3 separate regions of the Homo sapiens genome follow, and regions 1 and 2 are each linked to region 3. A link is a loop called in an ENCODE intact Hi-C map of the cell type or tissue named here. Cell type or tissue: Calu3. All regions are shown on one strand. Each heading gives the region's core, and the rest is flanking DNA. Links, peaks and the distances in the headings are about the cores only.

What was found. Peaks named below come from ENCODE experiments on the same cell type or tissue, not always from the same donor. Only the 100,000 strongest peaks of a DNase experiment are listed, where the experiment ranks them.
Region 1: it touches region 3 in a loop (33-fold over the local background); 42 of 110 quality-filtered maps call a loop at or near these places.
Region 2: a loop joins it to region 3, with 4 times the contacts of the local background. A loop is called at or near these places in 4 of 110 quality-filtered maps.

The regions. Positions count from the first base shown.
Region 1 is chrX:50,574,816-50,585,153 of GRCh38, forward strand. It overlaps a transcript of SHROOM4 not described here. Among named protein-coding and RNA genes, the nearest start is that of DGKK, 110 kb to the left of the region's middle. RefSeq lists an enhancer at 6,564-7,334. In Calu3, for the core only: a CTCF peak has its summit at 5,380 (motif pointing left); a DNase peak (open chromatin) is centred at 5,356.
Region 2 is chrX:50,443,690-50,454,027 of GRCh38, forward strand. The region is part of intron 1 of DGKK (diacylglycerol kinase kappa); the gene reads right to left. Among named protein-coding and RNA genes, the nearest start is that of DGKK, 22 kb to the right of the region's middle. RefSeq lists a silencer at 6,742-7,036. In Calu3, for the core only: no CTCF peak of the experiment used is centred there; a DNase peak (open chromatin) is centred at 5,112.
Region 3 is chrX:50,094,296-50,104,633 of GRCh38, forward strand. It overlaps CLCN5 (chloride voltage-gated channel 5), which reads left to right. Exons shown (of 15, transcript NM_001127898.4): 15 at 1-4,935. Among named protein-coding and RNA genes, the nearest start is that of MIR502, 85 kb to the left of the region's middle. In Calu3, for the core only: no CTCF peak of the experiment used is centred there; a DNase peak (open chromatin) is centred at 6,126.

The sequences.
Region 1 (10,338 bases), core at 854-8,853, 480 kb after region 3:
CTATTTGTGTTGGACTACTTCTTGGCCTCTATTTTTTCACTTGATCTATGTGTCTATCCTTCTGCCAATACAATAATTACCTTTATTTTTTATAGCAGGATAATAAGCCTTAACATCCAATAGAGTAATTCCTCCAAATACCACACTGTGTTGATATAGTTAATAGTAAGTCTTGAAATAAGATACTACGAGTCCTCCAACTTTATTCTTTTTGAAAATTATTTTGGATATCCTAGTTCCTTTGCCTTTCAATATGAATTTAAGAATCACCTCGTTAATATCTAGAAAAAAAATCCTGCTGGGATTTTAATTGAGTTTGCATTGAATTTATAGATCGATTTTGGGATAATTAATATCTTAACAATATTGAGTCTTCCAACATATGAACATGGTTCATATCTCCATTTATTTAGTTTGTCATATCTTTCATATATGTTTCATAGCTTTTAGTATACATATCTTGAACACTTTTATTAGTTTTCTACCTATTTCATTTTTTCTGGTATAATTGAAAATTGTACTTTTAAAAAAAACTTTCGATTTCTAATTGTTCATTGCTGGTATACAGAAATGCAATTAATTTTTGTATATTGACCTTTTATTCAGAGACCTTGATAAACTCATTTATTAGTTTTAATAGTTCTTTTGTAGATTCCATGGAATTTCCCACAGAGACAATTTTGTTGTGTATAAATATAGTTTTATTCCTTCTTTTATATTCTGTATGCCTTTTATTTTTCTAGTGTTATTGCGCCAGGTAAGATTTCCAGCATGATATTAAATAGGAGTGGTGAGAATAGAGATGCTTGTCTTTTCCATAGTCTTAAAGAAAAAGCATTCAATCTTGCATATTAAGTATGATGTTAGTTGTAGATATACTGTATTAGATTAAGGAGGTTCCTTCTATTCCTAGTTAGCTGTGAGTCATTTTAAAAAAGTTTGATTGAGGTATAATTTACATTCCATGAAATTCACCTATTTAAATAATTTCTAGTAAATGTATAGTTATGAAACCATCAAATCCAGTTTTAGAACATTTTCCCCTACCCGCAGTTCCATGAATCCTCAATCCCAGGAAACCTACTTTCATTGTCTTTTCCTGGACATTTTATATAAGAAGGGAAACACTGCCTTGTATTCCTGTATTTGGTCACTTTTTGTGGGGGGAATCACCCCCTTTCAGTGCCGCTAGGCCTTCCAGTGTCTTTAGGTGGGCGAATAGAGTTTCCAATCCATAGAGTACAGAAAAATGTTTTCCAGGCAGGACAGCTTGTTGTGGTGGGGTCACCCTGCTTGTACCACTGGGGCCATTGGGTGTCTCTAGGTGAGAAAAGAAACTCTCTGGCCCATAAGAATGAAATGCACTTTCTCTGGTCACTTATCATTACTGGAGCTCCTACTTGATCACCAGTGCCACTGGGCCCAACTGGAGTAATTAGCAGGACTCCCAACTGATCTGGAGAAGGCATGAGCCTACCTGAGTAACCTTTATCTGATATGTCAGGGTCAGGAGATTCCAGGCCTAAATGCCTTCTGTTGCTGGGTGAGGGGTGGTAAGACACACAACTGCTATGTTGCTCTTCCAGTACTGGGGTCCCTAGCCAGTCCATCTTCCTCTTTCCACCATTCAGAGTCCTCCTACGGTTGCTTCTTGTGTTATGTCATAGTTATATTTAGCAAAGAGAAGCAGAAAGAGATGAGTTTATGTCCTCTTGTCTGGATCAAAGTCCCTAGACCATTTACATTTTAATGTAACTATATATGTCTGGATTTAAGTCTTCCATTTTGTGTGTGTGTGTGTGTGTTTGTGTGTGTGTGTTCTGTTTGTTCCCTCTGCTTTTCATTTCTCTGTTTTATTTTTCCTTTGGATCACTTCAATATTTTTAAAAAATCGGTTTTGATTCATCTGTAGTGTTCTTGAGTGTATCTTTTCATATAAAATTTTTAGTGGTTGTAGGCATTACATTATACATAAATAACTTATCAATGTCTACAGACATTTTAACGGTTTGAGTGAGGTATAGAAATCTCATATCCTCTTAAATTTCTATTCTTCCCCCATTTATAATTTTCTCAAATATTTCCTCTGTATACATTAAGAACACAATCAGACAATATTATAATTTTTATTTAAACTATCAAATGTAATTTAGAAAACTTAAGTGGAGAAGGAAAGTCTATTGCATTTACCCATATTTTAACTCTTCCATTGTTCTTTCTTCTTTTCTGATGTTCCCAAATTCGTTCTTTTATCATTTTTTTCATGCTTCAAGAACTTACTTTAGCCATAGCAAAGGTATATTGGTGACAGATTCTTTTAGTTTTCCTTTGTCTGAGAATGTCTTGATTTCCACTTATTTCCTAAGAAATATTTTCACTGGACATAGAGATTAGCCTATAATTTTCTTTTTTGTCATTTTGTTGTCTTCATTTTCCTTTGAAGTAAGACTCAAAGCCCTTGCAGGGCTACAGTCTAGCATAACACTAGATTTGTAATACTCACTATTCTATGTTTTATTTTAGAACTGTTATTCACATATGAGAGGGTGCCTCTGAAGTTGTGCAAAATAAACAGCCAATTGCTGAAAGTAAGAGGAATTGGAGAGGTTTAAGGAATACAAGTGGAGATTTTAATAGGCACTGAAAGAATGGGAGAGGGAACTGACAAGTAAAATGATGGCTGAGTGATGTTGAGGGTCCAGCTGAGAAAACAAGCCATCTCTTTGTAGTGGCTTCAATCTGCATAGCTGGGTGGTTTTCTTTTGCAGCCTGAAATAGAGGGTAGTTGGAAGCAGCAGTGAGAGGATAAATTTAAGGAAAGCTTTAAAAGTTTTGTTCTTGTCTCTCCTCCAATTGCCTACCTACATTATCTACCCTTCACTACAGAAATCGGCAGAAATATCTCCAACCATAGTTACCAGTGTATGGAGGGTGTATCAGAGTATATCAGGGCAGCAAAAAAGCCCTGCTTGGTTGAGTGGGAGGCTGTTGAAAACAGATAGGGACTCCCCTGCTCCATTGTTCATTCACTCCTCCACACTTTTCAAATCCCCAAAGTTGATGAGTTACAACCTGGGACACTGATACCCCCCCAGCACTGCTTCTTTCAAACAAGTTTTAAGATGAAGCCTTGATCATATCAGTTGCTTATAGAGTGGCAGCAAATGGGAATTATTAACATGTTCTGAGCTACCTGGGGCTCTCCTTTCCTCACTCTTCAAACACAATGAGGCTGACATAGACTAATACAGAGAAGGTAAAGTGCATGCACACATACACGCACACACACAATCACAGAACTTAAACATAAACTTCTCAAAGTTTCCAGAGAGAAAAATCAAGTCCTCTACAAAGAAAGGAATTAAATTGACAACAGACTTTTAGCAACATTGAATACAAGACAATATTTTAAAGGACTGGACCTGTAATGCTTAAAATGACTTTGAACCTATAATTTTATATTCAGCCATTTTTAAATTAATTAATTTATTTATTTTTATAAATTTTTTGAGACGGAGTCTCGCTCTGTTGCACAGGCTAGAGTACAGTGGCGTGATCTCGACTCATTGCCACCTCCACCTCCCAGGTTCAAGCAATTCTCCTGCCTCAGCCTCTCGAGTAGCTGGGACTACGGTGCGTGCCACCACGCCCAGCTAATTTTTTGTATTTTTAGTAGAAACAGGGTTTCACCGTGTTAGCCAGGATGGTCTCCATCTCCTGACCTCATGATCCGCCTGCCTCAGCCTCCCAAAGTGCTGGGATTACAGGAGTGAGCCACCGTGCCAGGCCAGTTTTTGTATTTTTAGTAGAGACAGGGTTTCACCATGTTGGCCAAGCTGGTATTGAACCCCTGACCTCAAGTGATCCACCCACCTCGGCCTCCCAAAGTGCTGGAATTACAGGCATGAGCCCCTGTGCCCAGCCCATTTTTTAACTTAAATGTAGCATAGTAATAAATATATTCTGTGGCATGCACTATCTCAGAAGGTTTGTCACACAAAGACCCTCATTGAAGACAATTTTGGAGGAGGTCTTCAAATTAGAAAGGAAAAAAATACAGGAGATGCTGCAAAGACATGGGGAGTAAGGGCAAGTATACACTGGTAGTATAGTTTATTGCTGACTTGATAATTAAATACTGAGCAGAAAAGAAGAAAAAGTGTATATCCATAGTAACTCAGAACAGATATTTTTAAACATTATCAAAGTGATGGGGAAGGTGTGGTGGAACTCAAAAAACATGAGAACATTTTCAAGTACTTGTAATGTTAAGAGAAAAATGTAGATACTGATAAATTTAAGAAACTAATATGGTTAAATTAACATGGGTATTTGTTAGTTAAGGGCAACTAAAATAAGAACCAAAATGGCAGTTATAACTTGTAAACCAGAAGAAGAAAATTCATCCTATTTTGTAGAAAATAGGAAAGAAGAAAAATATAAGTGATTCAAAAATGATTTACAGTGTGGATTTCCTCTAAATGTTGAAAACATCCACTATGTGTCCTGGGTGACAGTGGTTGAAGCGAAGTAGAATTGAGGCATTCAACAGAACTGAGAAGTTAAGGTGTTGGATGACATGTCTGCATGGATACCATTACCAGAGCTGAGAAAAGTTTATCCTCCTTTAAGACTTCTGTCTTTGTATTTTCCTCCCCTCTATCCTCTTGGCAAAACCCTATAATTTATGGGGAATGAAAAAATTAACAATTTTAATCGGAGAGGGCTGTATGGGAAGTAGAATCTTCAGTGGAGTGCCAGGTCTCAATTACAGATGTGCAGGAAATGTTCAAATAAGAGGGACAACATTTCTGTATATTTTCATAGGCTGAGCTTATTTTACTGTGCAACAGGGCACCCGGGAAAACTGTGGAAAGGTTTAAAAAGAGGGGATTCTGTGATGGAAGATAACTGGGGAAGGAATTCATGATTATATTATGAGAGTAGGAAGAGGATAGGTGATAGTGTGAGGAGGTGCTTGCCTTTGGGTGGTGTCTAGGGATTACAAGGATAAAAAGCATAGATAAAATTGGCTGCACACAAAATCCCCAACATTACTTCACATTGTTTTATATCCAGAATGAGCTGAATTGTTAGATGATAAACAACCAGCACCCCTAACATTGTCCCACCTCCTCACTGTAGTTTACTTGCTGTGTTCAAAGCAGAGATAAAGCCTCCTCCAGTCCCCATTCTTCCTTTCATCTCTTTTCTTCCTCTCCCATCTCTCACTTCTCCCTCACATCCCCATATCACATCACTACTTACTGCCTCTGGACAGTTCAGTGGCTAGACAAGATTACACCTAACGTAACCATTGGACAACTCATAGGACTTTAGACAAAGGTTGCCACCTTGTGGTCAGAGGCAAAAATAACCAAGGGTCTTGGGTCACCGACTTGAGTGTACATCAGAATCAGCTAGAGGGCTTGTTAAAATAGAATGCTGGGCCCCAATCCCATATTTGCTGATTTAGTAGGTCTGAGTTGGGACTTAAAAACTTGTATTTCTAACATATTCCCAGATGATGCTGCCATTGTTGCTTCAAGGACCACACTTTGAGAACCACTGCTTTAGACAAATCTTTTTCAGGATAGGTAGACCTCCATTTGGTCATCCAAGATTGGTAGAATTAGAGTTTGAACACAAACATGTTTGAATTAATTTTTTGCTACCTTATTATTAGGAAATGCATGTGGTACTGCTTGGGCAACAGCCTCACTTGTTTTCTTTATCCTGGACAAGGTAACCACTAAATAAAGAAAGAAGTGGCATCCATTCTCCCTGCATAGATTGAATGTACCATGGTATATGTAACAATTCCAGTGCCAGGCACAGTGCCTCATGCCTGTAATCCTAACACATTGGGAAGCCGAGGCAGGAGGATCGCTTGAGCTCAGGAGTTTGAAGCTGCAGTGAGCTATGATTATGCCACTGTACTCCAGTCTGGGCCACAGAGTAAGACCCCACCTCAAACAAACAAACAAACAAAAAAACACCCAATTCTTTTACTGTTGGACATTTAGGTTATTTCCAAATTTTCACAATTGTTAAACAAATTTAAAGTTAACTCTCTTGTTCCAAACCCTTCTCTTGTCATTTCCTGAATACCATTGATAGAATAACTTTGATGCAATTTAATGATGCTAAAGTCTCCTGAGTGAGGATGGGTAGGATCAAAGGGAATATGGGAGCCAAAAAATCCTATTCCACCAAAAGTACTACTATAAGCAAAACTGGACACAGGCTCCTGCTCTCTTGGAGATTACAGTCTAGCACAGGATTCAAATATTAATCAGCTATTCATACAAGTAAATATAGAGTTGTGGATGTAAAAATGCTGTGAAGGAAAGATCAACAGTGTGGTAGGCAGTGTGATAGTACTTGGGAATTTTGTTCCCAGATTGTAATAATAAACTTTTAAAAATTGGCTACTAACATTTTAATAATAAATTTGTTATGATTAATATTTTGACATATTTTCAAATTTATGCCTGTATACTGGAATTTCAATATATAATGAGGATTTTTGGATTTGGGCTTAGTTTTTGCTTAATCTTGATTTTGATACCTAGCTGTGGGGGTTTGTCCTGCAGACCTTGACTTAATGATGGATGAATAACATATACTGACACAGATATTTTGCCTGTCAGTCCGGCTGAGGGTCTGGGCCACTTATAGACACCAAGGAGGGTGGTGTAAAGAGTTGCAGCTGCAGCCCTGACTTGCTGGCCCTACTGGCATTTATTTAGCACACATTAAATGACAAAGGCTTTGGGTCAACACCATTAGAGGGTAATTAACCTGGTAGCCTTCTCCCTGAGAGAGCCATCCTGCCCTTGAATGATCAAAGGTTAGTTTTAGGACCACATGAATAAACAAGTTATTTAGATAAACTCCTCTACATTCCTATGTATCTATGCCCTAAGCTTTTAAGAGAATTCAGCTGCCTTCAGCCAAACACTACTGAAACCATGCAAACCCCCAGGCCTTCCAAGAGGGTTTGTGTTTATTTCCTATAATTTCACAATTTCTCCCACCATCCTGACTGAACCCCTACACCTAGCCAAGCATCATTTGGCTAAACCGCAGATTAAGTGAACCTCTACCACATATCTTATACCACTTTGCCTCTCTGTGGGGGAAAATTTTTCAGGTGGTCTTTATGATCCCCACCTCCTGGTGTTCACACCCCTGTATAATCCCCTCCCCTGGAGTGTAAGTGGGAAGTGTGGCTTGATTCTAAACAATAGAATATGGCAAAGGTGATGGGATGTCACTCCTGTGATTACAATATATGACTCCATCTTGCTAGCTGATTTTAGAGTCTTTCTCTCTCCATTGCTTGTTTGGAAAAAGCAGCCAGCCATAAGTCTTAAAGCCACAAGGAAAGGAACTGCTCAGAACTAGAGTGAGCTTGGAAGTGGATCCTTCCCCTGTCAAGCCTCTAAATGAGAGCCCAGCCCTGACCAAGACCTTGATTGCAGTCTTACAGAGGACCCAGCTAAGCTGTGCCTTGACGTGAAAAACTATGAGATAGTAAATGTGAGTCATTTTAAGCCATTCAGTTGTGGCATCATAGTAAAGGAATATACCTCCTCAGCACTTCAACCCCTTTGACTTGTATTCAGCATTCTTGGTCTCTCATATGACACTCCCTCTACCCGGATTGTTCCCTCTCCTTCTTCACTTCACTTTTGCCTAGCTAACTCTTTCAGGTTTTAACTGAATTGTTACTTCCTTTGGAAAGATTCTCTTAACTTCCATTTTGGAGATTTTTCTTCCTTGAAAAATTTGGATTGACACTGGTTTTAAGTCATCCTCATAAGATGTGAAAAATTCCCAAATAAGATTTTTTCCTAAAGGAATCATGAAATGATTAACTAAAATTTAATATGTACATAAAGGTTATTTTGGTTACTATTGTGAATGCTAACACCTCAACCAAGTGTATAGTTTAAAATTATAATATACTTGAACCTCTATTATTTAAAGTTTTCAAAGACTGTCTCAAAATTGATATAATATTCTCCCTAAGGTTATTTAGTGAGTGTATGCTCTCATAATTTGTATTAACTACCAATCTGCTTCCATATTTAACTATTTGGAAGTTAAGTTTTATGGAGATAAATTTAAGAGTTCTTACAATCAGCATTATTGTATTTTATTCTTTCAAAGATACACATTTATTTTTCAACGGATTGACAGAATTAAAATATATAGAACATAAGAGATTTTCTCCCTAGTTTTATCTAGAATGCTTAACTATGTTTTAAAGTGAATATTAAAATATTAATAACTCCAAATGACTTCCATTATTCATATTACTGTCATTATTATGCAGTAGCCTAGGTGATCACCTGATCATTGATCATGCACAAGTTTAAGAATGTCAGAAATAATGGTTTTGGTAGACTGTATTATTTGTTAAAAATTATTCATTTCGTCCCCACCCTATAGGTAGAGTATACCTTAGTGTCCAATTGTCCTTAGGACTGGCTAGTCAGTGACTTGCTTTAGTCAATAGAATGTAAGTAGATGTGATGTGCAGACTCTAGGATGGCCTCCATGTTCCTCACCTCCTAGTATTCATGCCCTGGTACAATCCTCTCCCCTTGAGTGTGATGGCCCTGTGACATGCTTCTAAATGATAGAATATGGCAAAGGTGATAAAATGTCTAATTTGTGATTATATTACATTCTATATGATCTAGTCTTACTATCAGATTCACTTTAGAGACTCTCCTTACTAGCTTGATGAAGTAAGCAGCCATGTTGCCATATTATAAGGAACTGTGGCAAGGCTTCTAGGAACTCTGAGCAGCATCTAGGAACTGCAGGCAGCCACTAGGAGGTGAGGGTGGCCTTTAGGATCTGAAGGTAGTCTTCAGCTGATAGTCAGAAAGCAGTGCCCTCAGCTCTATGGCCACAAGAAAATGTATCTGCCAACAATATGAGTGAGCTTGGAAGCAGATTCTTCCACAGTCAAGCCTTCAGATGAGATTGCAGCCTGGCTGACACCTTGACTGCAGCTTTGTGAAACTGTTAAGTAGAGGACACAGTTAAGTTATGCTCAGACTTCTGACCCACAGAAACTGTGAGGTAATAAATATGTGTTGTTTTAAGCTACTGAGTTTGTGGTAATGTTATAATAGAAAACTAATACAATGGGCATGATATACCCTACATCAGAGCAGCCACTTAAATATCCTTTCATGGTTTGGCTCTGTCTCTCTTGAGCTTTTGACTTCCAAAAGGAGAAACATGTACCCAAGAGAGTTGCAGATCTTTCATCTTCAGTCCCTGAATCAGAAGATTCATGATGGTACCTGAACCCAGCCAAGGCCAGCAAAGTTGTAGCTAGCCATTAGCCTTCATGTGAGATGAAAAGAAAATGTTTGTTGTTGCAAACCACTGAAAACTGAGGGTCATTGGCTGCTGCAGCAAAAGCTAAGTAATTCAATGCTGAAGAAGATATTTGGCTATTCAGTCTTTAAATATCAAAGCCAAAGCTATAAATGAATCTGAAAAGCAGGTTTGCCCAGATAATGAGGTTGAAGCTGATGTTGGTACATCATTAGGCATAGATGGGCATGCAGAGCCTCACAGGCAATGGAAAGGGCTTTGAAACCTATCAAAATGACCTAGACAGGAGAAGGGGTGATATAATCATATTTGGGTTTTGGCAAGATCACCCTGGCTACAGCATGAACAGTCTACAGAAAGCAAGAAATGGCATAAGAAGAATAGTTAGGCTAATGATGTAGTTCAGAGGATAATAGTTGTGGAAAAATAAGTGAATAGATTTGAGACATATTTAGGAGACAGAATTGATAGGACTTGGTGATCAATTCTATATGGAAGGGGTGAGAAAGAGGAGGATGTCTGGGATTACTCTAGGACTTCTAGCTTTCCTAGTTGGTTGGAGAGGAGTATTAATCACTGAGATATAAAGAACACTAGAGGGAATCAGGTTCGGGAGGGGAAAATCAAATGTTTAATTTTGGATACATTAATATTTGGATTTTGGGGTGTCATTGAGCCAACCAGATATAAAGTTTTGGAGCTATGAAAAAATATGAACTGGAGATATAAATTTGGGAGCCAGCTTTATATGGGAGATTAACTAACCATGGGTATGTATGATTAAGAAAGAGAGTTGGGCAAGAGCATACAGCAAGAAGAGAAGAGGGGCCTAGGACCAAGTTTTAAGAAAGTCCAACATTTAATGATTGTATTGAGGAGGATAAGCCAGTGTAAGATATCACCAGAAATATGAAGCCCACAGCAAAGCCTTCGTGAATTGTTACTACCATGTATTTCTGAGGTGTTTACTAT
Region 2 (10,338 bases), core at 1,143-9,142, 350 kb after region 3:
TACATGCACTCATTTTGTGTGTGTGTGTGTGTGTGTGTGTGTGTGTGTAGCTCTATGCAATTTTATCACATGTGTAGCCTTGGGTAACTATCACCACAATCAAGATACTGAACTGTACCGTAGGCACAAAACTCTCTCCTGCTATCCTTCTATAGCCACATCTACTCCTTCTGCCCCCTCCCATCCCTAATCCCTGGCAACCACAAATCTATTCTCCTTTTCTATAATTTGTTAATTCACAATGATTACATAAATGAAATCATTCAGTCTGTACCCTTTCGAGGTTGGCTTTTTACACTCAGCATAATTCCCTTTGGGTTCATCAAAGTTGTGTTGCTGAGTAGTATTCCATGATAAGAATGTGCCATGGTTTTTATAGCCTATGGGTAGTCTCCAGTATTTGGCTATCATAAATAAAGCTGCTATGAATATTTGTGTGTACATTTCTGCATGAAAATAAGTTCTCATTTCTCTGGAATATATGCCCAAGAGTGTAATTGCTGGGTCATATGGTACATCCATGTTTAATGTTAACAAAAAAACTGGCAAACTATTTTTGAAAGTGACTGTATCATTTTACATTTCCACCAGCAATTTATTTTTTTAACTTTTATTTTAGGTTCAGGGGTACATGTGCAGGTTTGTTATATAAGTAAGCTCATTTCACAGGGGTTTGTTGTACAGACTATTTCGTCACCCAGGTATTAAGCCCAGTACTCAACAGTTACTTTTTTCTGATCCTCTCCCTCCTCTCACCCTCCACCCTCAAGTACGCCCCAATGTTTGTTGTTCCCCTCTTTTTGTCCATGAGTTCTCATCATTTAGCTCCCACTTATAAGTGAGAACATGCAGTATTTGGTTTTCTGTTCCTGCATTAGTTTGTTAAGGATAATGGTCTCCAGCTCCATCCATGTTCCTGCAAAAAACATGATCTCATTCTTTTGTATGGCTGCATAGTATTCCATGGTATGTATGTGCTACATTTTCTTTATCCAATCTGTCATTGATGGGCATTTAGGTTGATTCTATGTCTTTGCTATTGTGAATAGTGCTGCAATGAACATTCACATGCATGTGTCTTTATGGTAGAATGATTTATATTCCTTTGGGTATATACTCAGTAATGGGATTGCTGGGTCAAATGGTAGCTCTGTTCTTAGCTCTTTGAGGAATTGCCACACTGCTTCCCACAATGGTTGAAGTAATTTACACTGCCACCAAAAATGTATAAGTGTTCCCTTTTCTCCACAACCTCACCAACATCTGTAATTTTTTTACTTTTTAATAGCCATTCTGACTGATGTGAGATGGTATCTCGTTGTGGTTTTGATTTGCATTTCTCCAATTATTAGCAATGTTGAGCATTTTTCTCATATGCTTGTAGGTTGCGTGTATGTCTTTTGAAAAGTGTCTGTTCATATCCTTTGCCCACTTTTTTTTTTTTTTTTTTTTTGTAAATCTGTTTAAGCTCCTTGTAGATGCCGGATATTAGACCTTTGTCAGATGCATAGTTTGCAAATATTTTTCCCATTCTGTAGGTTGTCTGTTTACTCTGTTGATAGTTTCTTTTGTTGTGAAGAAGCTCTTAAGTTTAATTAGATCCCGTTTGTCAAATCTTGCTTTTGTTGCAATTGTGTTTGGCGTCTTCATCATGAAATCTTTGCCAAGTTGTATGTCCAGAATGGTATTGCCTAGTTTGTCTTCCAGGGATTTTATAGTTTTGGGTTTTACATTCAAGTCTTTAATCCATCTTGAGTTAATTTTTGTATATGGTGTAAGGAAGGGGTCCAGTTTCAATCTTCTGCATATAACTAGCCAGTTATCCCAGCATCACTTATTTAATAGGAAGTCTTTTCCCTATTGCTTGTTTTTGTCAGCTTTGTAGAAAATCAGATGGTTATAGGTGTGCAACCTTATTCCTAGGCTCTCTATTCTGTTCCGTTGGTCTATGTGTCTGTTTTTGTACCTGTACTGTGCTGTTTTGGTTACTGTAGCCCTTTAGTAAAATTTGAAGTCGAGTAACGTGATGTCTCCAGCTTTGTTCTTTTTACTTAGGATTGCCTTGGCTATTCGGGCTCCTTTTTGGCTCAATATGGATTTTTACATAGTTTTTTCTAGTTCTATGAATAATGTCATTGGTACTTTGATAGGAACAGTGTTGAATCTCTAAATTTCTTTGGGCAGTGTGGTCATTTTAATGATATTGATTCTTCCCATCCATGAGCATGGGATGTTTTTCCATGTGTTTGTGTCATCTCTGATTTCTTTGACAAGTGTGTTGTAATTGTCCTTGTAAAGGTTTTTCACCTCCTTGGTTAGCTGTATTCTTAGGTATTTTATTCCTTTTATGGCAATGGTGAATGGAATTGCGTTCCTGATTTGGCTCTTGGCTTGGCTGTTGTTGGTGTATAGGAATGCTAGTGGTTTTTCTAGATTGATTTTGTATCTTGAGAGTTTGCTGAAGTTGTTTATCAGCTGAAGGAGTTTTGGGGCCAAGACTATGGGGTTTTCTAGATATAGAATCATGTTGTCTGCAAACAGGATGGTCTGACTTCCTCTCTTCCTATTTGGATGTCCTTTATTTCTTTCTCTTGCCTGATTGCTCTGGCCAGGACTTCCAGTACTATGTTGAATAGGAGTTCCACCAACAATTTATAAGTGATACAGTTCCTCTACATCCTCTGTAGCATTTGGTGTTGTCATTACTTTTTTATTTTGGCCATTCTAATAGGTGTATGGTGACATCTCATTGTGGTCTTAATTTGTATTTCTCTAATGGCTAATGATGTGGAACATCTTTGCATTTTTTGCTTATTTGCTATTGTATATCTTCTTGGATGAAATGTCTCTGTGTGCCTTTTGTCTCTTTTTTAATTAGATTTTTTGTTTTTTAAATGTTGAGTTTTTAGAGTTATTTATAGAGTCCAGATACAAGTCCTTTGTTGGATATGTGACTTGAAAATATTTTCTCCTAATCTGCAATTTGTCTTTTTATCCTCTTAAGAAGTTCTTTTACAGAGTAAAAGTTGTAAATTTTGATGAGGTATAATTGATCAATTCTTACTGTTCTGGCTCATGCTTTTGATAGCATATTGTTATATATTGCCTTTGGAGAAACGTTCTTCATGAAATTCTTTCTGCTGTCTTTCATGCTTTTGGAGGCTTTTACATTTATGTGCATACATGTGTGTATATGTATATGTGCATGTGTACGTGCATGCATGTGTGCATGTGCATGTACGCTGACTGGTCTAACTAGAAAAGCTTGAGCTTATTGCTCATGCATAAATGCTAATGCATATGTACTACGATGGAATTCATAGAACCATAGCTCCTAGAGCTGAATATAATACTGTAAAAGATATTATCTAGTGAGGGTTTATTTACCATGCCTGATGTGCATGGGGAGGAAATAGCTCATAAAATTACAATTCCTCTTCAAATTATACTGCTCCATTTATAAAAATTAAATAGGGAAGCATGACTATTGTGTGTGTATATATATAATATATATATATTTATATTTATATAAATCTGTCTTGATTTATATAAATGTCTTGAAAAGTATGTGGTCATACATAAGTCAAAAATCTAAAATTCGTTAATGTCTACGAGAAGTAGTATGTGTGTGTGTATGTATATATATATATATATTATATATATATATAATATATATATATTATATATATATATAATATATATATATTATATATATATATAATATATATATATATATATTATATATATATTTCACAGAAGTTGAGATCCAAGGCCACTGTACAACAAATGCATGACACACCTACTTAATAAGGAACCAACATGAATCAAAATTCAGTAAACTGGAACTCACTGCAGAGCACTGGTTTTAGGTGTTTCATACAAAGACAATCAGATTCTATGAGCTTACATTGTCAAACACTGACTAGTTATCATTATCCGCCAACTCTCAAAACCCAACTTGGCTTAAGGTAGGGCTAGATTTCTGACACTTTCCCTTGGGTTGTACCAATATTTAACCAATTTCTGTTATTTGCAGGATAATCCTTTGTGTTCAGGGCAGAGTCCAAGTGACTTGCTTGGATTTCCAGTGAGAAATTCTCTTGGGAAGGAGGGGGAGCAGTAACTCAGATCTTCTGTATTCTTTTCGGAAATCTTTCAGGACATAAATGTTGCTTTTCAATTATTTTTTTTAAAAAAGGAGCGACTTAAAGGTGACATAAAAATAGCAAGTACTGAACAAACTACCCCCACCCCAGTCAACCTCCAGATAAATGTGGTGGACAGTTTATTTGGGACCCTTAAGCAAAAACATCTGTAAAGATCCTTTGACCCTTTGTTAAATGTAAAATAAATGGATCTCCAGCCACCTGGACAACTCAAATGCAAGAGCTATTTGTGTGGTATTTCTAAACATCGAAAGAGAAATTAGGCATCTGGCAGAGGTTACATCCATTTTTTGGGTGGGAATACTTTTAACCTTTTATTAAAGCTCCTTTCTCTTTTTTTTTTCCATCTCATACCCAGTACTTCCATCTTGCAGGCTCTGGCCCCAATACCATTTCCTGGATCCCAAATGGCTGATCTGAAATAGGGCTATTTGATCTTCTGGGAGCTCCCCAGATAGTTCTGATTTATTTATTTATTCATTCATTTTTTGTGATCAGCCCAGTCTGCTTAGGGACATCTGGGGGTGGGAAGTGCTTTCTAAACAAATTACTCTATTAATTATCCGAGAATGCCCCTCACAGGACTTGACTAAAAGACATAATGCTAGACTCCTACACAGAAACACTAACTCATACTAGTAGGAAGAGAAACACACATACATCAGCAGGGGCAAATCCATATGAGTGTGCATAAGTATACACACAGCCACAAATGGACTCAATAATGCATGGAGGGCGTGAGGTAGGGAGTGGTGAGCTTCAAAATAGATTCTCTTGTTCTTCCGAGAGTCTGTAAAGTCTGCATAGCTATCAGGAGCTCACAATGAGCACTGGATGACCAGTATCCCTTAATAGTGGTGACTCAGAAGATCAGATGCCTACTATGAGTCACAGTTGAAGGTGTCCCAACAGTGAACCAGGTTAAGGGCTTCTATCTGCTTTCTGACCTAGAACTCCCCCTGCAGGATGCCCTAGGAATAATGGTCTTCATTGCCCCAGAGGGACTGCAGGAACCTGTGAAGCAGGGAGGAATGGGGAAGTGCCTCTGTATTCACCCTGATAAAATAATTGCCAGGATATTAGAATGAATTGAGTGGCATCTTTTCCTGTGGTGAGTATTGGGGCCTTTTATCCCAGAGCAGGGGCAGGGTAAAGTAGAAGTCATTGTTGTCAGCTTACAGCCTCAACAGCCTGCCCACACTAGCTTGCACACATCAGTTTCCTTCTTTGTTGAGATCACCACTACATTGCAGGAAGATCAAGCTCTGGAATGACAGTTGTATGCTAAACCACATGGTGACACCCCAAAGCAAGAACCATGTGCCCTTTAGGGTGGCAGCCCAGGGAGTAGTCAGAGGGGAGATAGCGGAAGTAACAGCATTTGAGATATTACCCATTTGGAGCCTCATCTCCTCCCTCACTCCTCCTGTTTTTCCCCTCCTTAAGTGGAACCTGGGAAAGATCCACCCAAAGGTGATGAAATATTCAAATACCTCATCAATAGCCATCCCACAGAGGAAGTGTCTGCTGTAGTAGAAGCCTTGGTTGAAACATCTAAGACAACGTTCAATGGTATTGGGACTAGAAGACACTGAGGAGAGACAAGGCGGACTAATTTATTGTTTATTTTTCCTCCCTCTGCGCAGAGATAGAAGCCACATGCCAGAGAACAGAAACCCTAAGCTGCCTCTGAGGAAATAATGTAATGGGTCATACAAAGACTCTAGTGATCAGCCTCCCTAGAGAGAAAAGGCAATGATGAAGCACAGTGGCTTCAAGAGCTGAGCCGGCTCACAACCACTCCTGTGCTACTGTTTACACCACTAGTACCACGACCTTGCTCAGACACGCATGGGGTATAGAGGGCCCCAATAGCACCTACGACTGAGTTGAAGCTTTCTTGACTGACTTCTCCAGCTACAGTACTTTAACTTTTCCCACGAAAGTCCCCCTGGCAACTGAGAGTCAATCCCTCGAATTGACTTTAGCCTAGAAAGGATGACTAACTGTATGTGGCGTTTTTTAAATATTTTCTTTCTTCTAAATCATAGAAAATGTGTAGATTAGCCTTCTGCGAGATGGACTTGAGAAACAAGGCACACATTGTTGTCCTTTATGCTGAAATGTAGTACAGGTGAGAGTGATGACTAGTCATGTATACACATGGCTGCAAATAATTGTGGTCACTATCTTCCATGCTCTACACACAAACCCTATCCTTGAGGCCAGCCTTATCCACTACTCACACTAGATATTTTTCATACTTTTGCAACTAAGATTCATATTTGGCTCCATATGCAAAAAGACATTCTGTTTCTGAGAGTTCCTGACTAGAACGGTCTGCACATACATTCTCATTTGCTGGAAGTCCAAGGCCAAGCCATGCTGTATTTCAGTGTGTTCCAGAAAGCTTTTCTTCATCCTCTAGGCTTCTGATTACTTGACCACATCATACACTGGCTGTTTAGTTTCCAACTGCCATTTATAAAACACAGAGCACCAACTCAGATGAGTGGAACTGTGATGGGAACTTGGATGTTGCTGCCCTGCCTTTTTTATCTGGCTGACCTTGTTCCGTTGGTGGGCTTCAAGTGGCAGCTTTCCACTGTATACAGAACTTGATCCTGTTGCAGGATGACACATAAGCTAGGTTTGCCTCACACTTCCCAGAAGGTCAGTGCTGTCTCTTCACAACCATTTATAATCATTTGTCTGTCTTCTAAGGTGTATGCTTAGCAAACACAGCCATTTGACCACAGCAGTGTATACATGACTATCCCTGGCATTCATGTTATTTTTAGACTACTGAGTCAAAGTTCTTCCCAGAGGACAAGAGGCATGCTCTGCCATGAGCCTCCTCTATGAAATCTCAAGGCTACTTGAGACCATGGATTAAATACCTAAATCTGTCTTCATTTCACCTAGAGATGGAGAGTTGACTATAGAAGATATCATCAACTGTGAGGAGCCTTAGGATCTTGGAGACCTTGTCAGGGTAGCCAAACTTGATATCAGAGCTCAGGTCTCTTAATAGTAGCAGATGTTGCAATGTCAATGCATAAACAGAATAGCCTTGTTCCCTCCAATTCGTCTTATGGATATAAATCCATGCATCAGAAATTGTGTCTGCCATGTTTGTTATGCTGCAATCTCAAGTTACAAGGCCATCCTAGGAAAATATAGTTGTCAGTGTTCTCAGATTCAGAACAACTCTAATCAAGAGGGGTGGCAGGGAGGAAGGCAACACAAAATAGTTTTCTTCTCTAAGTGAAAAAATAAAAAAATGGGGCTTTGAAATTTAATGGCACTTCTCTAGTCCTCTATGAATGGGAAAAAAACTCTATGTAGATATTGAATTAATGCCTCTATCTACTTGAAAAATCTACCTAGGAGAGACTCCAAGTGAAAAGAGCTTCTTTCAGGACTTAAGTTTCTCCAGCAATTTCTTCAGCAGTTGGAATAAAGTTAATACAAAACTTTGTGAACTCTCATACATTGATCATGAAAGGTCACCATTCTTTGCTGAAGGAAGTTCATCATTTTCCAGAATGATGAAAGTTCATCGTCATCCTCAATGATTGAAGGCAGGTCACCCAAGTGTTACTAATATTCTTGCTAGAGACAAGTGTAAATGAAATTGATGCCAATTCTATGCACACTGGAAATTATATATTTATATACAATTTATATGTAGAATATATATATGAGATAGTGATTAGTCAGATATTGTTAGCTCAGATGTCGGGAAAGATTAAAATAATCATTGACTGAAAACTCAGGAAATCCTACAATTACTAATATCAATGAAGTATCTACCACTTTTCTATGAAAAATTATGGCAACAGGCAAGAACTTACTATGAAAAAAGTCAGAGAGGTACATGCTAAGTACTCAGAAATACTTGTTGAATTGAATTGTGGATCTTTCTCTTAACATTCCCCTTTAACCAGAAGAGAAGGAAACAGCAGTAATTAAAGGGGATATATGACTCTGATGTTAAGATGCATTGTTAAGATAGCCATCCTTGTTGTTCTGACTTTTTCCTTATTCTGCATAGGGCACTCATCCTTTTGAAAGGAAAACGGACCAGAGGTCATGAGCAAGTATAGCATTTGCTTGAAACAAAATCAGTGTTCTCCACATTGTAGGGGCTACCATAGTTTTAAAGAATCAGTTAGGCACAAGGCACTGAACTAAGAACTTGATATGTCATTTGATCCTTAGAAAAACCTTACAAGGTGGGAATTATTAGACTGATATCATAAATAAGGAAAATGAGACGCAGAAAGGTGAGTGAGGGTCTTTGCCCAAGGTCACAGAGCTAGGAAATGACAGAGCTGGGATTGCAACCCAAATGCGTCTGACTCTGAAGCCCGCTATATTGCACTGCAACTCTCTCATTTACCCTCACACCGTACTTTCTGTAGGTAGAAGCAAATCTTAACTCCATTTTATAGACAAGGACATTAAGGCATAGGACAGAGAAGTATTATTCCAAAGAGTCTAAAACATTTCTTCTTTCATATAATCTAGGCTCCAAAGCGGGGAAGTGAAGTAAAGAAATCGCCTTCTTCACTAGGCTTCTACCTTAGAAAAATCTCTACCCAGCAATCAGTCTTAGTGACATAATGCTCAACAAGAGGCAGTGTACAAAATAATCCAACTTGCTGTGACAACACCACATTGTGGCAGAGATGGAAGCACAGCACAGTCCTGAGATGCACTTGTTAAAAAACAGTAGTAAGCAGGCAGAAATCTGGGCTCTAACCCTGTCCCCATGCTCTTTACTGTTTTTTAGTGAATGAATTCCACCATGTATTGGTGTCACATTCATTTTAAAGCTATGCAAAGTGCTTTACAGAATTCATAAGGCTTTAAAATACCTTTGAGCCTAGAATTTTAAAGTGCTTCCCAGATATTCTATGGTGGGAAATATGCTTGTTTGCAAATGGATAAATAAGAAGTGAGAGGTTAAAAGATTTATCTCAAATCACAAAGGCACAGCTAGGAATAGAGTCAGCCTGTTAAATCTCAATTCTGGGCCCAAAGCACTAGACTGGTGTGTTTTTAATCTCTTAGGAATTGTAGAACCTTTTGAGAATTCTGATCTCAGGAAGTCTCAAACAGTTTAAATGATGAATCATCATTATAAGCATTTTAAAAGTTTTAAGCCTTTTAAAAAATCAATCATTACAACCACCTTAAAATGGTATCTCATCTTAAGTCTGGATTTGTTTAGCCCTAAAGAAAGTAATTAGTCCTAAAAGGCAGGCAAGTGGCCCCCATTATCCCACTTTGTTTAGAGGAACCTAGATCATTTCTAGGCTCAAAGAGGCTGCTTTGAAAACCTTGTATTAATTATCTTGAGGTGGACTAGGAAGTGGTTTTGTAGTCTGGAGCCTTGGGCCTCAGTCTTGACTCTGATCTTCAGTTAAGTTTCCTTTAGCTTTGGTTTTCTCATCTGCACAATGGGAATTAAATGAATATCGCTAATTACAGAGGATTGGGGTGAGAATACAAGGACATAGGACATGGGAAATGCATGTGTATAAGGCATTAGAGTATGATACAAAAATCAAGGGGTAGTTTAGAAAGACAACTACATTTTTTGGCTATAACATGCCTGATTGGGAAGGTCTCTGAAGGCTCATTCTGCAATATTATAAGCCTAGAGAGAAAGCCAATTAGAAGTAGTATTCCTTACATGCATGACAAGGCCTTCCAAAAGTATGACAAACAGACATATACAGGAAACAAAACTGAGACTGAAAGATTCTCTTGAATACCAAAGACTGAATATAGATGTTCCTTCATGTAGCAACTGGCCCTGTATAAAATGCATGGGGGAATTAGCTCCCTTCTCAGACATGGACATCTCTGAAAGCCAATCAAGATCTGATGCTCTCATGGCAGAGAAAGATGGTGCATAGAAATGGGCAATCCAGAGGGGAAACGAAAGCATTGCAGACCCTCGGATGGCACCCACAAAGAATCCAGCCAGCCTGAGAAAAGGGTGAGTTGCAGAGTGGAGAGAAAATGAGACATTATCAACATCCTATGCTACCTCCTCTGACCATTTCTTTCTCCTTACTCCACTATTCACTTGTTCTCCCCCAGTTCTCTCACACCTTCAGGCTTAAAAAAAAAAAGAAAGAAAAAGAAAAAAACAGTT
Region 3 (10,338 bases), core at 1,515-9,514:
TAACCACATATTTTGTCCTTTCCATGTCACTGATTCCTTCATATGAGACTATTTGGCTTGACTACCCTGTATATTGTGTAGAAATCAAAGTTCTTATCTGTACATTTCTGGTCCAATACCTGTCTTATTAGTTGTCCTTCCCCACTAAAGTTTGCAAAACAGAAAATGTTACTATTTCTGGTATTTAATGACAATGAAAGGTTTGGTCATATTTCATAGTGCAGTAGCGATAAGGAGGGTGTCTCAAGTTTGCTTTTGTGTTTCTTCTAGGCTTTGTTCTTGATTTTAGACAGATGAGCCAGTGTTAAGGTGCTACTTCAGAGAATAAATTAGAGAAATCAGATAACACTGTGCCAAGGTATACTTTGTAGATGCTAAGCACCGATTGGCCCTCCAGAGAATGACAATATCCCTTTGATACCTCACTCCTGATCAATCTCATTCATTAACCTCAGCTTCTCAGGAATCCTTGTAGCTTGTATGCTAGAAGTAGCTATGGTATATGGTATCCACTATATGTCCAGTCCTATGGTTTGGCTCAAAGGTTGGCTAATTGCAGCTAGAGCTCTCAACTGCTAGCTCAGCACCTTGACATTTGAAGTTTCTTGTCTTGAGGAGAAGGAAAATGTTCTTTCTGCCATTGCCACTTTAACAGTTGGACATGCTTAAGCAACAAATACAGCCAGTATAGGGAGGACTGTCAGTAGCATCAAATGGCCACATACCTCAATGGCAAAAGACTAGATGGTTTGTGATTTAAAAATTAATGAGTCGAGATGAGACTATTTTGGTATTAAATGAGAAAATTGCCTAACACAAGGGAAGGGTTTACAAAAGAATGCCAATTAGTGTTTCAACAGAGTTAGGATTTTCCAAGTAAGAGTAGCTGGTAGCCATCCAGCCATAAAAGGAACGAGAGTCTATAGATTTGTAAAAGTAAAACTGCTATATTTTGTATCTTCAAATCTTCAATATAAAGAATTTAAAGAACCTGAAACAGTTAATGCATGATTCGTTATATTGGAGGGAAAAAGCAGGGGACTGATAATACAAAATAATGGCAACTTTAAAGATCATTTCTACGTGGATGTTTGGTTAGAAACATATTCCAATGCTCTCCTCTTTCTCTGGCCACAGCATCCTGGCTCAGCCCAGCTGTGGAGTAGAGGTGGTAAGATCCACAGAACAGATATCCTCTGGTAGATAAGCTGACATTGATGATACTTTGAATTTACCAGCTGGTGAAGCAAACGATTAATTTGTGATTGAACTGAAAAGCAGTTGAATTGTTTTGACACCAGAGGCTGAATCTAAACCCTTTACAGGAAGAGCAGAGCATACTATACATTTCTTAGCAGATCTTCAATTCTGTTTGAACATGATGAAGTAACCAGGGTTTAGTGAGATCTAAGGCCGTGAAGTAATTCACAACCAAGATCTTATGAACGCATTCAGATGTGAGGGGGGCAAATATGTTTTCAAAAACTTAGTGTGCAATAGAGTCCATTATAGAAATTAACCACTGCTATATGTTTTAAGTAGTTCAATCACCTGTTGTGGTTCAGTCTTGATTATTGTTTATTTTGTTAGGTGATAAGTAGGAAGATGCACTTGTTATCCCACACTATCTCTTGTTTTGTTTTGTTTTGTTTTTAAATAATGAACAGTGCAATCTTTGAACTTGAGTTTTTAATAATGATAGCAAAGACAATGGTGAGAACTTGAAACAGCCAGCATATTTTATATTGCCAAAGTACTTACTGATGACTGACCACACTGTCTTGTGAGGAACTGGGTCCCCTGCACTGGATCAGAGCCAAATGCAAGCCACCCATCAGTTCAGAGGAAGCAGGAAAACATCTTTTGGGTGGTGCATAGAACATTGAGCTCTTAAAAACCCGGAGAAAAATTAGGAATTTAGAAAGTAAGTGGGAGGTAGAATATTGAGTCCTTTTTTAAAAAAAAGAATTGATGTCTAAATATGTAGTCTGAACTTAAGTGTCCTAAAACCTTGTTTTTTGTTTTTTTGTTTTTTGAGGAGTCGTCTTGCTCTATCACCAGGTGGGAGTGCAGTGGCACAATCTCGGCTCACTGTAACCTCTGCCTCCTGCCTCCCGGGTCCAAGCAATTCCCCTGCCTCAGTCTCCCAAGTAGGTGGGACTACAGGCGCACACCACCATGCCCAGCTAACTTTTGTATTTTTAGTAGAGACGGGGTTTCACCATGTTGGCCAGGATGGTCTCGATCTCTTGACCTCGTGATCCACCCATCTCGGCCTCCCAAAGTGCTGGGATTATAGGTGTGAGCCACCGCACCCAGCCAAACCTTGATTTTTTTAGCCACCTCTGGGATTGCCTGGGTTCCCTTTGGAGAAGAAACTAAAAGTTATGGCCATAGAAAAAGCCCTGGTAAGAAAATATTTGAATGGTGTAAGATGGTGGAAGGAAAGCCATCCCACACCCCTACAACATATGTTCTGGCATTTATAAACTGCTTGATTGTGTGCCTCAAGGGGAGAAAAAGTCAAGCAATGCTTCAAAGGCCAGGCTTTCTAAGCAAATGAGTGGTTCAAAGCAGTGTTTGGCTCAAGGGCAGTCTGGTTTTATGGATAGGGCCGACCCAAGACATCTGCTCATGAAGAAATGTGGCATCTGTTGCCATTTCCTAAACTATAAGGTTTAGATAGATTGTCTTGAATTTTGATAGCAAATTTTTTTAAATTTATATTTCTGCCTCCTCGTACATCCTTATATATGGAAAAAAAAGTAAGAGTTCCTCAGATCAGAGCTCAGTAGCTGTGTCAATTTGAAGTTCAATCAGTGTAGTTGTCCTGGGGTGATCGCTGACTCTGCTCTGTTTCATATTTCAGTTGCTTGCTCCAAGGAGAGAATTTCTGAGAACAATGGGTGTTAGCAACTTTAAGTTACTCCCCAAACGTTTGCTGGCCACATTCTCATTTCTAAACATCTGGATCTGGGTAAAGGTTTGAATAGATGTAGGGAACAAAATTGGTTTTTCCATGGTGTAGTCTAATTTTGCCAAATCACCCAAGAAAGAAAGTATATGACGTGTGGAGTTTGCATTTCTTGGATGGGACCTATCGGGTCACCCAGCCCAGTCTTACAGTCATAAATTCCTACCTCTTAGTTCCTGCCAAAGGGCCTTCAGCCTCTGTGTGCACACTTATTGAATGAATGCTTTGCCTAAAGTTTGGCCTTTTGAAGAAAAACAGCATGTGATAATATAAAAATATGAGAGTTTAAAAAAAAAAAAGATCTCTGCCTCTCTTCTCTCTGCCTCGTCCCACCTTGCTGTCTGTCTCATTGTCTTTCTCTCCCCTCACCATGCGCTGAATTCAGATTTCTCTTTCTTTTATTATAGGCATGTTGTTTTGAATGTGGACTTTGTGGGAGGGAGAGGATTGTTCTGAGAACAGAAACTGGAAGATACGTCTGAGTTGATGGGACCAACAGGGCTTTGCTCCTCTGTGAGGGCCAAAGCCATTGATACTTGTCGGGGGTGATGAGGGCTTTAGCATCTCAAGGCAGACATATGAAGTATTTACTGCTAAACTATATTACTTACTAGTACAAATCTGTTGGAATTCAGGGGCAGTCTAAGATTTGGTGAGTGAAATGCCATCTGGCAAAATCGAGAAGAGAGTGTGGCCTGAGAGGGGAATGTTCAGCCTCACTGTCACATTAAGGGTACCTCAAAATACATGGTCCTTCCAGTGTGTTCCTTTTCCTTCCTCCATTTCACTTTGTCCCCTCTTCTTCCTTTCTCTCCCATTTTCCTGGCTTTTTAGCACTCAGCTTTTTTTTATAAGTATGTATTTACTTTTTATTATATATTTGGTCCTTTGGGACTTTGTGATGATTAAGAATTTATTCCATTCAGGATTTTAAAATGATGTGTTTAATATTTTGTTCTCTTAAACTCTTTTGAAGCTATGCTGCTAACCAGGTATAGGCCAGAAAGGAGGTGGCCCAGTCAGTACCTTGCTCACGTCAGCTAAGGGGGACAGTGATGTCATGTGGGTGACTCTTCTTCATTTGACCAAGGCCAGCCTCCTGTTCTTACCTCTGCCCATTCATTTCTGGCTATGGGAAAACTACCACCTGTTGAGTGAGCCAATGAGGCCAGGAAGATCAGAGGGGCTGGGTTCCGGCCCATGGGCCACTATTTGAATTTCTCTGTAGTAAGCTCTTTGTAGGGCTGGCTCCAACTGCAGTAGCCAAAGAAAACCTGTCTGACTCGACATTTTAATGCCTGAGAGTTGGTGAAAGTTCAGCTGAAGCTAATGTCTAGACATCAGCAGTAACTAGGCATCCAGAAAGTAGCTTCAACCAAAGCTAATAGAGCCCAAGTTTCCGCAGGAAGTTTGGTGCTGAGCTGTCCAGAGCAGTTGTTTATCTGAGTGTTGCTAGCCCTTAGCCATGCTTTCTTAGCTTTATTCTCGCCTGTTCCTAGGCATAGCCTGAACCAGAGCTATGGCTCACTGCTCGCTTTATTCTACTCCCTAGTCATGCGGAACAACATAGTCTAAAAAGGAAGATGTGGACTGGGGAGTTAGGAGACCTGATTTCTATTCCCTATGCTTCTACTAACTAGCCTCGAGATCTTAACCGCTCTGTGCCTCAGTGTTCCCATCTGCAAAATGGGGATAGTGTTAATTGCCCTACCTACCTCACAGGGTTGTTGTGAGGATAAACTGAGACAATGAATTCAAAGCAAGTTGACAAGTAAGTGCTATGCAAATTGTAAGAAATGGAAACAATCATGTTAAAAGCAATGGAATGGACATTGGCAGAAGGGTTAATGGATTGTCCAGCCCTTTCTCTGTGTGGCTTAAACCCAGGTCGCCATTGCTTTATACATTTTCACTTAGCACAGATTTGTAATTATGCATGTAATAAAGCACAGCCTTATCCACCCTGGTGTCTGGTGTGTTTCTAAAGACCCTAAACTTGGTAGCTATTGATTTCTGATCAGAAAACCACAGGGGCAGAGTGGAAGGTTCAGGGGAGGGTAGCACAAAACACAACTGCAAACCCCTACTGGCAGGCCCACTGCTTAAAAAGATTTATTAAATAGTTATTTTCACATTTACAGACTCAGTAATACTCTTTACCATAAGGAGGCAAATAAGAGGCAGCTTGCGTTTTTGGAGATGTTCCAGATACCCGGATACCTCATTCATTGTGGCTACTTAAATGTTCCTGTCTCATACATTGGTGATACTTTCCTGATGATGTGAGAATTGGCTGGGAGCTGTATTTTTCTCTCTCTTTGAGCTCTTAATGATGTAAGGTCGTGGGCTTTGACAGGCCTCTTGCCTACAGCTACTTTGTACAAGGAGGAGGATGGGTAATCAAAACGGTCCTCCCATGAATACTAGGATTCTTAGTACCCTCTTTATGGTGTATTGGGATTAAAATGTCTTCTGTACGAAATCCTCTGAAGTTACCCTGTAGATTAAAGTGGGGTGAGGTATGGGGAGGTTGCTGTATCTGTGGACATTTTCATGCCTTGCTGGAACACGGAAAGCTACACTTTGAAGTACAGCTTTCCTACTTTCTCACTCTATTTTTCCTGTGTCTCACTCCCCCACTCACTCCTGCTCTCTGTTAGCCAGGCAGTACTAGGAAGACAGTGTACCATGTGTCCAAGTTTTACTTTAAGAATTTCCCTAGTTGACATTTGATCACACCTGCACTGGTGTTGACTTGATTTCTTGTTGCTACTGAGAACTTTAATGCCTTTGGCCTAGTTGGTGTCATTTCAGGAAGGACACCTCTGTGTGAAAATGACTCCCTCATAAGCCTAAAATCCCACAAAATTTCAGTTATTGATGTTATTTATCATTTTACCGTACCCCTTCCACACTACCGTCATTCCTGCCTCTAATCTCTATACCTTTTAAGAAATAGCATTACATCTGTTACCAGCTATCAACAACTTGCTGTGAATCAGAGTGTCATGTCTAGTCACTGTAGAGCTCAGATAAAAGGTGCTTTGATGGAGTATGAAGTACAGACCTATCCATCATCTCTTACAGGAGCAGCCCAGAGAAAAAGCTGGAAATAACCACCAGATGTCAGTGCAATCATTAAAATACTGATGTGGCTGAGGTCTGGCCGGAGGGGAACTGTGAGGGGTAGGCAGGGCAGGAAGCATTAATTCATATATGTAGCTCGGTGCTGGGAATGCAAAATTCAATCATATGAGTATTTCTTCCTTTATCAGACATTCTCTTAATGTATATAATACACTTTATGCTTTTCTTATTGTTTTTAAAGAAATCAACCACAAGGCAGTCCCTGCCTGTAAGGAGCTTACTGTCCTGGTATCTGAAAGTTGTAGTTTCTTTTTCTAAGCAATGTCCCAGGTGAAAACATTGAGGAAAGAAGGGCTCTAATTCCTCCCTCAGTAGGGGTGGCCATATCATTTGCTGTATGACTGGGGCACTTTTGACAGTGGGAGGGACAACAGGCATAAACTAGGACTCTCCCAGGGCAACCAAGAAGTGCGGTGGTTCTGTTCCTCAGGGATCTTCAGCTCCTGTCCTTTGGAGTCTAGCTCCAGGCCTCCCAAGCTCTTTTCCTAGCATCTCAGGCTCTGCCCTCCCCTTGAGCTCCCAAGGCCCCTCCCCTGGACTCTCTTTCCTCCCTCATAATAAGCCCTCTCAACTGCCACTGGGTTGTGGGATAAGAGAAATGCTCAAACAACCTCAAGTAAAAAATTCATATATCAAAAACAAAAATAGAGCTCTGAGAAGAGAGCAACGTTCAGGGTAAGAGGTTCACTGGGGCCTCCTCAAGCTGCCAGGTTGAGGATTTTCTATACCTATATGTTGCCCACTGCTAGTGTCTCTAAATCGACCATTTGAGCATCTTCATTCCAGAGGTTGCAGATAGAAGAGAAGGTAGAGAAGAGGGAATAAGCATAGGATTTGATGCCAGAGGACCTGGACTCAAGGTTTACTACCTTGAGGAATTGGCTACCTTTCTTTTATTATTTTTTTGAAGACAGAGTCTCACTGTGTTGCCCAGGTTGATCTATAAAGTCCTGGGCTCAAGCGATCCTCCCACCTCAGCCTCCCAAAGTGCTGGGATTACAGGCATGAACCACTGTGACCAGCTACCTTCCTTGATGAAACAAAACTCAGGATCTCTATGTTTGGCCTTGGATGAACAGCCTCCTCTTGAAAAGGGGCTTCTGCATCTCACAGTATGGCTTTGTGTTCCACAAGATTCTCCTTGCCTTGGAGGCAGTTTTCCTAGTTACCTCACTGGCCTAGGGGTGTGGTGGAGATCATCCCCTTTTTAATATTCTGGCTCAAGTGTGCCTCCAGAGCCCAGCTGAGCTGAAAGTAGAACTTTTCATCTAAAAGTTTGGGAAAAATGGGAGAGAGCCTTCGTGATGTACCATGAAATCAGCCTAGCTCACCCATATTGGTGGCTCCCAAACCTAGCTGTACATCAGAATCATCTGGGTATTAAAAAAGAGATTCCTGGACAGTTTGGCTCCAGACCTTGAGCTAGTATTTGGAAAACCCTGGAAGAGCATTCCAGGCTTCATCTCACCCTAAAGTCATATCAGCCTCCTGTGTGTGGGCACCATCTTAACACCTGCCACCACCTGAGAGAACTCCTTGTCCTTCTGCTTGTTCACTATTGTATCCCAAGCATCAAGTGTAGTGCCTAGCACAGAGCAGGACCTCAGAGAATACAGTGCTTGCTGAACACTGGCTGGTGGTGCAAAGCTGGACTGCTTAGTTCCTGTTTCCTGCCTGGAGATATGTCTCTTACCTGGTTGTATACCACCTTCTGGGCACACTACACTTACCCGGCCACAGGGGGTTCTGGCTCTTACATTACAAGTCACAACCTGATCATCACCATTGAAGTACAACCCTGTGTGAGTGATGGAGGGCATGCTTATTTCAGGCTCTTTTACTTCTTCACCAAGTGATTTTAGGCACATGACTTGACCTTTCTGGACCTCAGTAACCTCATCTGCAAATTAAGAATGATGATAAAACCTGCCTCATTGGACCATCAAGATGATAAATTGAAAGTAGGTACTCACTGGGCTTTACAAATTGGCTATATGAACATCATTGTTATTCATTTGGTCCTGTGAGCTAAAAGAGCTAATGTATGAGGAATAGTCACTTCATTCAACCAATATTTAATGAGCTCCTACTCAGTGCCATGTACTATACTAAGTACTAGGGATACAATAAAAGGAAAAAACAGATCCATTCCCTGCATGACAATCCAAAATAGTCCATTTTGAATGGCATAAACCAGCAGTCTTTTTGTTGTTGAGACAGGGTCTTGCTCTATTGCCCAGGCTGGAGTGCAGTGGCTGATCATAGCTTGCTGAAACCTCAACCTCCTGGGCTCAAGCAATCCTCCCACCTCAGCCTCCTGAGTAGCTGGCACTACAGGCATGCCCCACCACACCCAGCTAAGTTTTGTATTTTTTGTAGAGATGGGGTTTCACCATGTTGCCCAGGCTGGTCTCAGACTTCTGAGCTCGAGAGCTCCACCTGACTTGGTCTCCCAAAGTGATGGCCAGCAGTCTTTTCTAGTGATAAGATATTTTTACCCCTTCAAGTCCAATGTTTGCGGGCTTGGCAGCCTCTCCTTTATATTAACAGAATCTTGGAACCTCTCCCACCACAATGTTTCCTGACTATTTTTCCCTTTGAGACTCTGAATATGTCACTAAATCAGGGCATCCCAGGTACACTCAAACCAGTCTTGTCATTTATGGTTTTCAAGAGGGACACACTCACTTTATTCCTCCCTGTTCCAACTCCCATTTGGCCACATCTGAGCCTACAAAGACACTCAGAAAACCCTTGCCCCAGAGATCACCCAGCCTGACAAAGTTCCTTGTACCCCATCCGCCCTCACCTTGTCCTCAAGCATGATGCCTCTTGCTAGTTCTAGTTACAAAATAAAAACTCCCTTGTCTATAAGTGGATACCAACAGATATGACTGTGTGTATGTGGAAATGAGGGTTGTCTTCATTAGCAATAATATACCAGAAGTGCTTTATTACACAAACATCCTTGAACTTTACTACAACCCTGTGATATAGGCAAAATATGAAGAACCCAAGACTTGGTTGTGATTTGCTCAGTAACTCAGAGGCAGGAAGTGATGTAACAGAAACTGGAACTCAATGTCTTTGACCCCAAGCCCAATGATCTACTACTAATTTTGTGGCTCAGTGCTCCTGTTCATCCTGAACATTTTCAGGCCAATTTATGGGAAGAAGGTAACAGAAGCTTGCCTGGTGAAGTTGGGCAGTTGGCCTGGTGTTAAAAATTTACTGTGGGTAAGAATCTGTATAGAGACATATAGATGATTAGAAACAATTCTAGGAAGGGGATCTCCAAAGAGATTTCTTTTAAAATGTGAATGTGAAGAAATTGAGAAGTGGAAATGGGTGGGGGTTGAGGAGCAGTGTCTGGAGTCCTGTATTTATTAATTTGCCTCCCTTAGTATTATTTGGAGTTTTACCAAGAGCTTGTATTACTTTTATTATTTTTTTACAAGTAAAGTAAAGATCCAGGAAAGGAAATAATATTTTTATATGTGATTATAAGGATGTGTTCATCTCATCAATTGGAAGCTAAATTTGTTTTTCCTATGAACTAATGATGAACAATGAAAACTAAAGCCTCAGGTCCAGTAAGTGGATGTTATGATGAGAATTTCCATCCCTAGCGGGGGGGCCATATGACTCATGCTGGCATCGGGGGCTGTTTTCTCTCATAATCTAACACAGCAGCCAGAATTATCCTTTTAAAACATTAATCAGATCATGTCACTTGCTGGATTTGAAACCTTTTGGTGACTTCCCATTATATCCAAGGCAAATCCAACCCCTTCCCCTGGTCTCTCAGGTTTTCCACGTCCTTCATGTGGTATGGCTTGCTAACTTGATGTGTTGAAGTGTGTCCTCCAAAAATTCATGTTGAAGTCCTCATTATCTCTAAATGTGACCTTATTTGGAAACAAGGTTGTTGCAGATGTAATTAAGTTAGAATGAGGTCATACTGGCATAGGGTGGGCCCCTAATTCAATATGACTCTTGTCCTGATAAGAAGGGGAAATTTGGATGCACGGAGAACATCATGTGAAGATGAAGGCAGAGATGGGGTGATGCTTCTACAAGCCAAAGAACAGCAAAGATCACCAAAAATCTACCAGATGCTGGGGGAGAGGCGTGAGACAGATTATCCCTCCTAGCCCCCCAGAAGGAACCGACTCTGCTGACACCTTGATCTTGGACTTGTAGCCTCCAGAACTGTG